2 separate regions of the Homo sapiens genome follow, and region 2 is linked to region 1. A link is a loop called in an ENCODE intact Hi-C map of the cell type or tissue named here. Cell type or tissue: dorsolateral prefrontal cortex. All regions are shown on one strand. Links, peaks and the distances in the headings refer to the core of each region. The heading gives the core; the rest is flanking DNA.

Region 1 (4,402 bases), core at 268-4,267:
AGAGAGAGAGCGCACAAGCGAGAGTGAGCAAAAGGGAAGCGTCACTTTTAAACCCTCAGATCTCATGAGTACTCCCTCATTATCATGAGAACAGCATGGGGGAAACTGCCTGCATGATCCAATCACCTCCCACCTTGTCCCTCCCTCCACACATGGGGATTACAATTCAAGATGAGGTTTGAGTGGGGACACAGAGGGAAACCGTATAATCCTGTAAACAGTTGGGAATCTTAGAAAGATCTTAATCAAGGGTAGCACCCACAGAACTCTGATATAGAAGGATAACTTTAGCATCAGTTTGGAGGCTAAATTGGAGGGGAGAATATTGGAGAACTATTATAGTAGCTTGTAAGAAGGAACCTAAGAGAATATGAACATATAAAGAGAAATAATTGTCATTATTTTGTCATTGTTCCACCAAAAAGACGTGCCATGAAGAGTCTGTGACATGGTTCTGGCATGCAATGGGATACCACCTCATTACTGTGGAGGCAGAAGACGAGGTTCCCCTCTTGGCATCTTTGACCCTTGAAGAGGTGCTCTTCATTAATGCTGAGTTAAGATGGGAGTTCCATCTCCTCATGTGGTTTCCACTGACCCTGCGGTGTGGGTGGCCTCATTACCACTGGGTTGTGGTGAAAGTCTTGGGTCTCTACTAGACCTCCCTTGACATCACCTAAATGGGGAGGGGGAGGTGTGCCTCATGACTTCCAGGCAGGGGTGGTAGATGAGGCTTCCCAGATGGTCTCCAGTGAACACTGTGTGGGTGGGGGATACTCACCTCTGGCATCAGGGATAGAAGTTCCAGTTCCTAGCTTGGCCTTGTCTGGCATGCCTTGTGAGAGTATTGGGTTGCCTCATTACAGATTGGTGAGGATGGAAGTCTAGGTTCCCTATGTGGCCTTGTCATGGGTGAAGATGAGGACACAATTTTTTTCTGTGCTGTTTGGCTGGAGTAGAGCAGGTCCTATCTAAACATTTTCTGGCTTACTAGGCTGCCCTTTTCCTAGTCCTTTGGGAAGAAAGAGCAAGCCTTTATTGAGACTTTTGTTTTGGTCGGTGTACATTGACATTTTTGTGTTGCCAGCTTCTTCAGCTTCAGGTCTGGGATATATGAGGTAAAAGAGCCCAGGGAACTCACGACTGTGTTGTTCCTTGAGTCCCAAGGTTCCTATCCATTCTGCCTTCTTCTCTGTACTTCTCAGTCTTCTGATCTCTGTTTTATAGACAATGTCTAGGGTTTAGGGTGGTACTTAGAGGGAAGAAGAGGGAAAAGTATGCTCCCTTTAGCTTCCTGGAAGTTTTCACATTAGTCCTTAAACAGCATTATGACTTTGAATTCCACCCACTTCTTTCCATTTCACAGGCAAAATAAGAGCAGTAGAAAATGATAAAGAGTGGTGTGGGTGTGTAAGTAGATATGAGGAGGAACATTTCTCTATAAAGAGAGGTGTTATACTATGGCCCCTTTTAACCAATCAAATATGTATTGAACACCTACCACGTACAAAACATTGTGGGGAACAGACAAGTATACACAAGTATAAGCCACAGGCCTCTCCTTCAGACTGTGCAGAAGCCTATATCACTTGTTTATTTGTTCCAGAGGATGCAAAAATGTTTTTAATGCCCTGGCTCTGTGGTGGCAGTGGGAATTGGGAATGCACCATGGGCTTAGAATGAGGCAGCCTCAGCCCAATTCACTCACAGCTTTATAGATGGAGGAGGTTGCCTAAGTTGCCTCTAGGGAACTTCCATTTCTCTCTCTCACTGATGTGATAGAGCCCACTAATTTACTTCAAATGCCTTTTAGCCATTGAACAAAAGCTCTTATTTCTCTTTCTTCAAAATATTTAAATACCCTGAGGGCCCTATAAAACTAGGATATGTGATTGGACTCTCAGCTGTATGGGTGTTAAAACAGCTGTTTTTTGTTTTGTTTTGTTTTTGTTTTTGATTTTACTGATGGGTTAACAGTCTGGAAGACTCCTCATGCACTCATTTGTTCCTTTATACTATGGGGTGATGTAAGCCATAGTACATGGGCTGCTTTGCAGTCTGTTGAAGAGCAGTATTAGGAAATACGCTAGGGAAAAGCAGCATTTTAATCGGTGATTTATGTGCACGTCTTAAAAAGCCTTGTCAAGCTCGCTTTTCCCATTTAACCTTGAATTCTTTTCATAATGTTGTATCTTGATTTTATGTTTCTTAATGTGCCATATTTTTCTCCACAATAGATTTTAAGCTAAATTGGCCCAAAACAAGAGGGATGCTGAACGCTTTTTGTAACCATGGAAACATTTCTGGGCACTTACTAAGGACCTGGTTGCCAATAGTAATGTAACAGAGAAAATAGATACACTTCATTTAGCAGTTGCCGATGATTAAGAGGCAGAGAGACTACTTATAGTGTCATCCCAAGATAGGCTTTTTGGTTTAAAGACTCAAATCCAAAACACCACCTTCTCAGTAGAGAAGCAGCTATGACACCTTTGATATGTGATGGGAAGGAGTTCTAATTGCATTTAAAAATCATTGTTTTCAGTTTTTTACCTCATGCTTTTTTTGAAGCTGTTTTTTAACCACATATATTTGTTTCCAAGAAATATGCTCACTATTTCCTGAAATAGCCTGCTAATGGAATTAATGTGTTCCAAGCACATTGGCATATAGAACTTTAGAAACAATCTCGGAACGTACTTAAAATATAGAACAACAGGCTTTGAAATCATGGTGATATTTGACTTTTCAACCAGATTACTCTGCTATGCTAATGTAACATGGAAGGGAAAATCCTACAGTGTTCTTAGTTGTTGATTGATTTCAACCCTTTGCAGATTGAAGGTATTTTCTTCTGTCAGTATTATTGGGATTGCTTGTGGCAATTGAGACTAAATGGTATCAGATAATATAGCTGATCCACAAATCACAGAGGCCTTATCTTTTCTACAGGATATACTACTGCATGTCAAATGTTGCATTCCACCTTTCCTTCCTTTGCAATACTGGAACTTTGCTTTTCCATTGCATAAGTGCTTTCTTGAAAGTAAGCCTACACCTAGTTAAATTTATCTTCATTTGTTAGTCCTTCATTTGATAGTATTTGCCATCATGTTCCTTGGTTATGCAGAAGTGTCCAGGGAAAAAGGTTTAATATTCTGTGGCTGATTCAGAATCTGTTTTCTAAAAGCTTTATACAGTTAATTTTCTTGATATTTTGATTTGCATGTTTTAGCAAGGGTAGATATTAATGAACATGTTAGCAGCTGACATACAGTTTTCAAAGCCTTAACGTTTAAGTTGAGAAGATGATTATTCCCATTGTTACGTATTTTGCAGTTTTGTGTCATTTTTGGAGGAAATTTCAGGCATATAACAAAATCCTATGTGGACAGAAGTTAGAATATGTAAGATACAAATGATCAGACAATTCAATCCTTACTTTGACTTCTGGATGTTGTTATGATAGAATACTGGAACATTTTGAAGGACAGATTCAAAATAAGAAAATTAAGTCCTTTTTTTTTCTATTCTTAACATAATTAGGAATGGATTAGAGGAATTAGAGGCAAGTTATCCTCCAGATAAGCTTAAATCCCATTTTAACAATTCTCAAGGAATAAAAAAAATTTTCTTTATTAGTGGAATCACTTGATAATTTTTTTTTAAAAAAGCTCAGAAGTTTTCCTTGCCCTATAAAAAGTAAGAGGAGGGATATCTTTTTTTCAATTACCCAGCCAAAAGGGGAAGAAGCCAGAGCTAGACAGGAACTACAAAATCAATAAGGTCTTTTTTCATGTATCTTATTTCTTCTTCCTGAGGAATATTCTTACCTGTGTGTTTGTGTGTTGTTTATTTATTTATTTATAAAAATATGGAGATATTATCCTCTTCTTCCCTCTTCCATTCTTTTTTCTTCGGTAAATCTCCTTTCTTTCTTCGCTGGTACCCTCTTCCCATATCTGCCCCTGAGGAGAGCGAGTCTTGTTTCTGAAAAGGAGCCTTACAGTGGGAGGAGTTTCTAAAATGTGATTATAAGTTCCTCTTCCCTTTGAACTCATGTTAATTATGCTAAGGGCTGGTCTAGGTCATTGCTAATGGAGTTCTTAGTGCTCTTTACATTTCCTAGTTTGTAAGTTTATGAAACATTTTTAAAACAGAAAAATATAGAGTAATATAACAAAGAGTCACAGATTGCCACTTTGCCAGATCTTAACATTTTGTCATATTTAATTCAGATTTATTTTAAAGAAGCCATCCAGGACAGAGGGAATTGAAATCCCCTAAGAAGCCCTTTTTGTTTTCTTTCTTTTCTCTACTCACTGGGGTAAAACAAATCTAAATTTGGAAATTATGATTCCCATTGTGTTTCTGTTTTCTTTTTTTTTTTTTTTTGCTGCAA
Region 2 (4,402 bases), core at 296-4,295, 70 kb after region 1:
GAAGTCTCAGGAGTTGGTGGTGCTTTGTATGGGGAGGGAGGACAGGACACAGGGAGGGTTTGAGGGGCACTGTGAGCAGAAATACACAGCTAGTATTTTCATAAACCAGTGAGACCAGAGGAATGAGACATGGTCACTTGGGAAGCAGTGGAAAATGGGGTTGGATGGGTTGGATGAGGCCAGTTCAGGCCAGGCAGGTAAGCAAGCCTAATATTTACGGAAGGCCTTGCTGGCTGCCAGGTGAATATTATTTCATGTGTCCACAGTGACCCTCTGATGGCTTTTATCATTTTTTAGATAAAGAAGCAAAGATTCAGAGAATTTGAATATTGTCCGGGTTCTTATGGCAGAGACAGGATTTAAACTCGGATCATACCAATCCAAGACCATGGATCAAGGAGAGAACTTTTTACTTGGTAGGATCACCAAAGCTTTTTGAGCAGAGGGTAATGTGGTAAACACTGAAGAGGAAAGGAAGCATGGTAGAGTCGGGAGACCATACGATCTCCATATTAGATGACTCTTTTTGCTTTTAGATCCATTGCAGAAGTCTTGTGGTCATTAGCTCCAGCAAAATGCTGTGTCGATTTTATCCTTTTGACATAAATATATATTCTCTACACTCATATTTAAAAAGTATTAAGCCTTCTGATACGCCACATAATGAGATAATGTTCTTTTTCATTTTATGGATCAAGTTTCTTCACTGTATGGATAGAATTATGTTTCTGCAGGTATTATTGGTATGGGTTCTGTTTCTGCAATCTTGATTGTTGTGACTGCAATTACTCAATTTCTCTAGGTAAAAAGGTGTTAAAAATAATGCATTTGAAATGGTTTTCTTATTGCAAATTTAGATTTGGATGGAGCCAGCCAACGGCGTTATTCTGAGAATCTCTCCTACGGTGAAGATGACCACATCCCTGCTCACTCACAGTCCCCATGTGAAAGAGGGGATGCCAAACACCACGGCACATCTCACCAAGAGTCCAGTGTGGTCCAAAGCCTCAGGCGCCAATCCACAGAGGGCAGCTTGGAGATGGAGACAGCTTTTAATAGCCGGGGATTTGAAGATTCCTATGCCACTGACAGCTCCTCCATGTGGAGTCCAGAGGCAAGTTATTTGTTTTTCATTCTTTCATTGGTTCCCTTTCCCCTTCCCCTCTTTCCACTCTCCTTTCTCATCTCTCTAAAAAAAAAAAAAAATTCCAGAAAGGAAGCATTACTTTTATCTGCAATAAATTTTTGTCCAGATGACCAAAATCCCATGCATGTCAATAAAAGAGTCATAAATTTCTCTCAAAATGGAAAAAAAAGGATGAACGGTAAAAAAAAAAAAAAAGAAAAAAAGAAAAAAAAATAAGAATGGTGGCAGAATGGATCCAGGAACAGCCAGGCTTTTCTTTTATATAAAGGCTTTTTATAGACTTAATTTTAAATAATGGAATTTTCAGTTCTTTAGAGGGACTGGTTTATTTACTTCATGGTTTCAATTAAGTGGAGTCTATTTTTATTTAGCCCAAATCTCAAGTTACGATTATTTGATATGAAAATTATTTGAAAATTGAACTAAAATGAAATGGCCTTCCAAGTGAAATTATACAAGGTGTAATGATGCAGATCTTGCACTGTGAATATATACAAAATATATTTTGTGCCTAGGAGACAGCATTAATCAGTAATGCCCCTCTGGCCATTGACATTGGTTTTGTAGTAAATCTCTGATAAAAGATACTTCTTCCAAAGTTCTTTTTCAAGTAAAGCTTAGTCCAGAATAAATGTAACAATCAATCCAGAGATATGGCTGGAGGTGATGATGGTAGTAGCTACCATTTATTGAGCAGTTAATATATGCCAGGCACTGTGATAAGGATTTTACCAAATTGTTTCCTTTTACTGGCCCTTACGGTTATTTTTCCATTAGATAGATCCCTCCTATCATGATTCTGTGACATTGGAAGGCATTAAGGAATGGTGTTTAATACCTAATTTGAAATTAATTTTGATGAAATAAGTCATATACATATATAAACCTTTAATATAATTTGCAGGGATGGGGGAAGAAGGAGAGAGGTGAATGGATTTTATTAGCATCCATTTGAGAAAATAAACAGGATGCATCTCTTATTAGGACTTGGAGTGTCACACACGCTAAATGCTCAAGGTAAAAAAAAAAAAAGGAATCACAGAAAACCCTGTTTCCAAGCCTTAACTGCTAACATGTTGGCGTGTGTAGGTAGTATCTAAGGAGGGGTATGCATACACATCTGTGCCCCTGTGTAGATGTCTCTGCTGAGGACCAGAAATGGTAGCTCACATATGTGGTTTGTGGCTTGTTAAAAAGCAGCCCTTCATATGGAGGCACCCAAAGCCATTAACTTTATACATTTTGTTTAAAAAAAGAAAAAACTCTGCTTACCCGTTAGTTTACTACCAAGCCGTATCAAATCCCACACACTAACTCTTAAAAAATATTTTGAATCTCTCTCCCAAAAACAAAACAGACCAAATGATTTGCCTGCCTATTGATACTCTGTCTCCTTGGTGATTGTGCCATGAGGCTTGGAAGTGACTTCTCCAGGTCACCTCCCATTTACCTGCCTGCTGGAGCTTTAATAGAAGACTCGGTATTGAGGGTACTAAATGTTCTCAGACTCCAAAAATACCCAGACATCTCTGTGTGCTCCATTCAACCTCCTATCTATTTTGAGAAAAAACTGTAATTTGGTGCTCCTACAGTAGAACCTCAAATCCAACTCGGAGGCAGTTCCCGTAACTGCCTGCTTTGCAGGCTTAGCTTGCCTTTTAAGAAATGATTTATTTGCCTCTTAGCTGTATTGAGAACTCTGTCTTCCCCTGTGTATCTGGCATCAGGAACATATTGTAGGCCTGTTTACTTTAGGCCACACAGATGACATCAACACTATCTTACTAAAACAGAAAGGCTTTCAATTTGACAGAAAATCTTTAAACCTACCTGGGTTTTGACAATTTGACACAAGTATTCTCATCTTAAGGAAAAGCCCAGGATATTGGAGCTCAAGGAATCATTTATTTTGTCTCAGCAGGAAACTGGTCGTGCAGTGTGACTACCTGTTAGGCTGATGGATTTTCGAGCTCTGCTCTTCTCTGCTGGCGAAGGCCTTTGGCTTTTTCCTGCAGACCCAGGGCTTGGCAGGAAAGACAATGGGAGTGTGGCTGGTGATTTTGAGCACACAGGGAGACAGGTGTCCCACTTTTCATCTCTGCTTTCCACTGATTAATTGGTTGGCCTTGAGAAGTTAATTAAAATCTGCCAAATGGGGATAAGAATGAAGAGATTTTTACCTTGCAGGAAGGTCAGATGGATTAGTGGTATTAACAGTACCCAAGTGAGGAGCTCCTTCAGTTGCCTGGTGAGAGGTAAAGTGTGTTGAAATAATTAATTGCTATGAAAATACCAGCATTCACAAATCTTTTTCTCAAATCAACCCAGGGAGGGGCTACAAAGCCCAGTTTTCATGGGCCACAGCTTGAATTGGCCTATCCAAAGCCCAGCCATTGGCAGGATCTGTTTATTCAGAGGAGTTCTTAGGACAGTCAGGAGCTCTACCCAGGACTCTCTTAGAAACCTGCAGGTGGAGTGAGCATTTATCCGAAGAGACAGCCTGATACATAAGTGGAGAGAGCTCCTCATTCACTAAAATATTTTTACCTTGGCATTGAAGTTGACAAAACTAAGAGCTATTAACTAACATTAAGAGCAGGGGCCTCAAAGGATGTGAAAACCACAGAGAGTGTGATTCCAACCCCCACCTTCCGTCTTCTCCCCCTTCATCTTGTGCGCTTGCTCTCTCTCTCTCTCTCTCTAGTGCTCTCTCGCTCTCTCTCTCTCTCTCTATATATATATATATAAACACACACACACACACACACACACATATGTCTATATGTAGAAATAGTTATGCCTAAAGGTTTGGGGAAGAAGAAAGGAGACTGTATGTTTCAAAATAAGGTTTGAAATTTTGAGTATTGGATACGAGTTAAGGCAGGCCTGGGACTCAAACTGCCAGGGCATGAGTCCTGGATAATCTTGTCTGGGAATTTGATCTGGGCTTGGGGGGAGAGAGCGTGTTAGTTATTTAGTCTTTCTAAGCTTGAGTTTCGTCCTCCATAAAATGAAGATATTAAAATACCTACCTCATTGCATTGATGTAAATATTCAAAAAGATAATGTTTCTTAGTTGGGTTCCTCAAAAAAGCAGAGCCTACGTAAAGGCTTTGTTCCCTGCTTTGGGAGTGCAACCCCAGGGAACAAAAGTGCGAGACAAGGGAAGTAAGGCAGGGAAGAAGGGAGGTCAAGTGTGAGAATACACAGTTGAATTGGCCACCACTCAGTATGGCTAATTGCCTGATCTTGTGT

What was found. Peaks named below come from ENCODE experiments on the same cell type or tissue, not always from the same donor. Only the 100,000 strongest peaks of a DNase experiment are listed, where the experiment ranks them.
Region 2: a loop joins it to region 1, with 10 times the contacts of the local background. A loop is called at or near these places in 1 of 110 quality-filtered maps.

Annotation. Positions count from the first base shown.
Region 1 is chr14:62,004,253-62,008,654 of GRCh38, forward strand. The region is part of intron 3 of SYT16 (synaptotagmin 16); the gene reads left to right. Among named protein-coding and RNA genes, the nearest start is that of LINC00644, 130 kb to the right of the region's middle. In dorsolateral prefrontal cortex, for the core only: no CTCF peak of the experiment used is centred there; no DNase peak of the experiment used is centred there; H3K27ac peaks cover 860 bases.
Region 2 is chr14:62,074,278-62,078,679 of GRCh38, forward strand. SYT16 (synaptotagmin 16) reads left to right here. Exons shown (of 8, transcript NM_001367656.1): 5 at 858-1,114. Among named protein-coding and RNA genes, the nearest start is that of LINC00644, 63 kb to the right of the region's middle. In dorsolateral prefrontal cortex, for the core only: no CTCF peak of the experiment used is centred there; no DNase peak of the experiment used is centred there.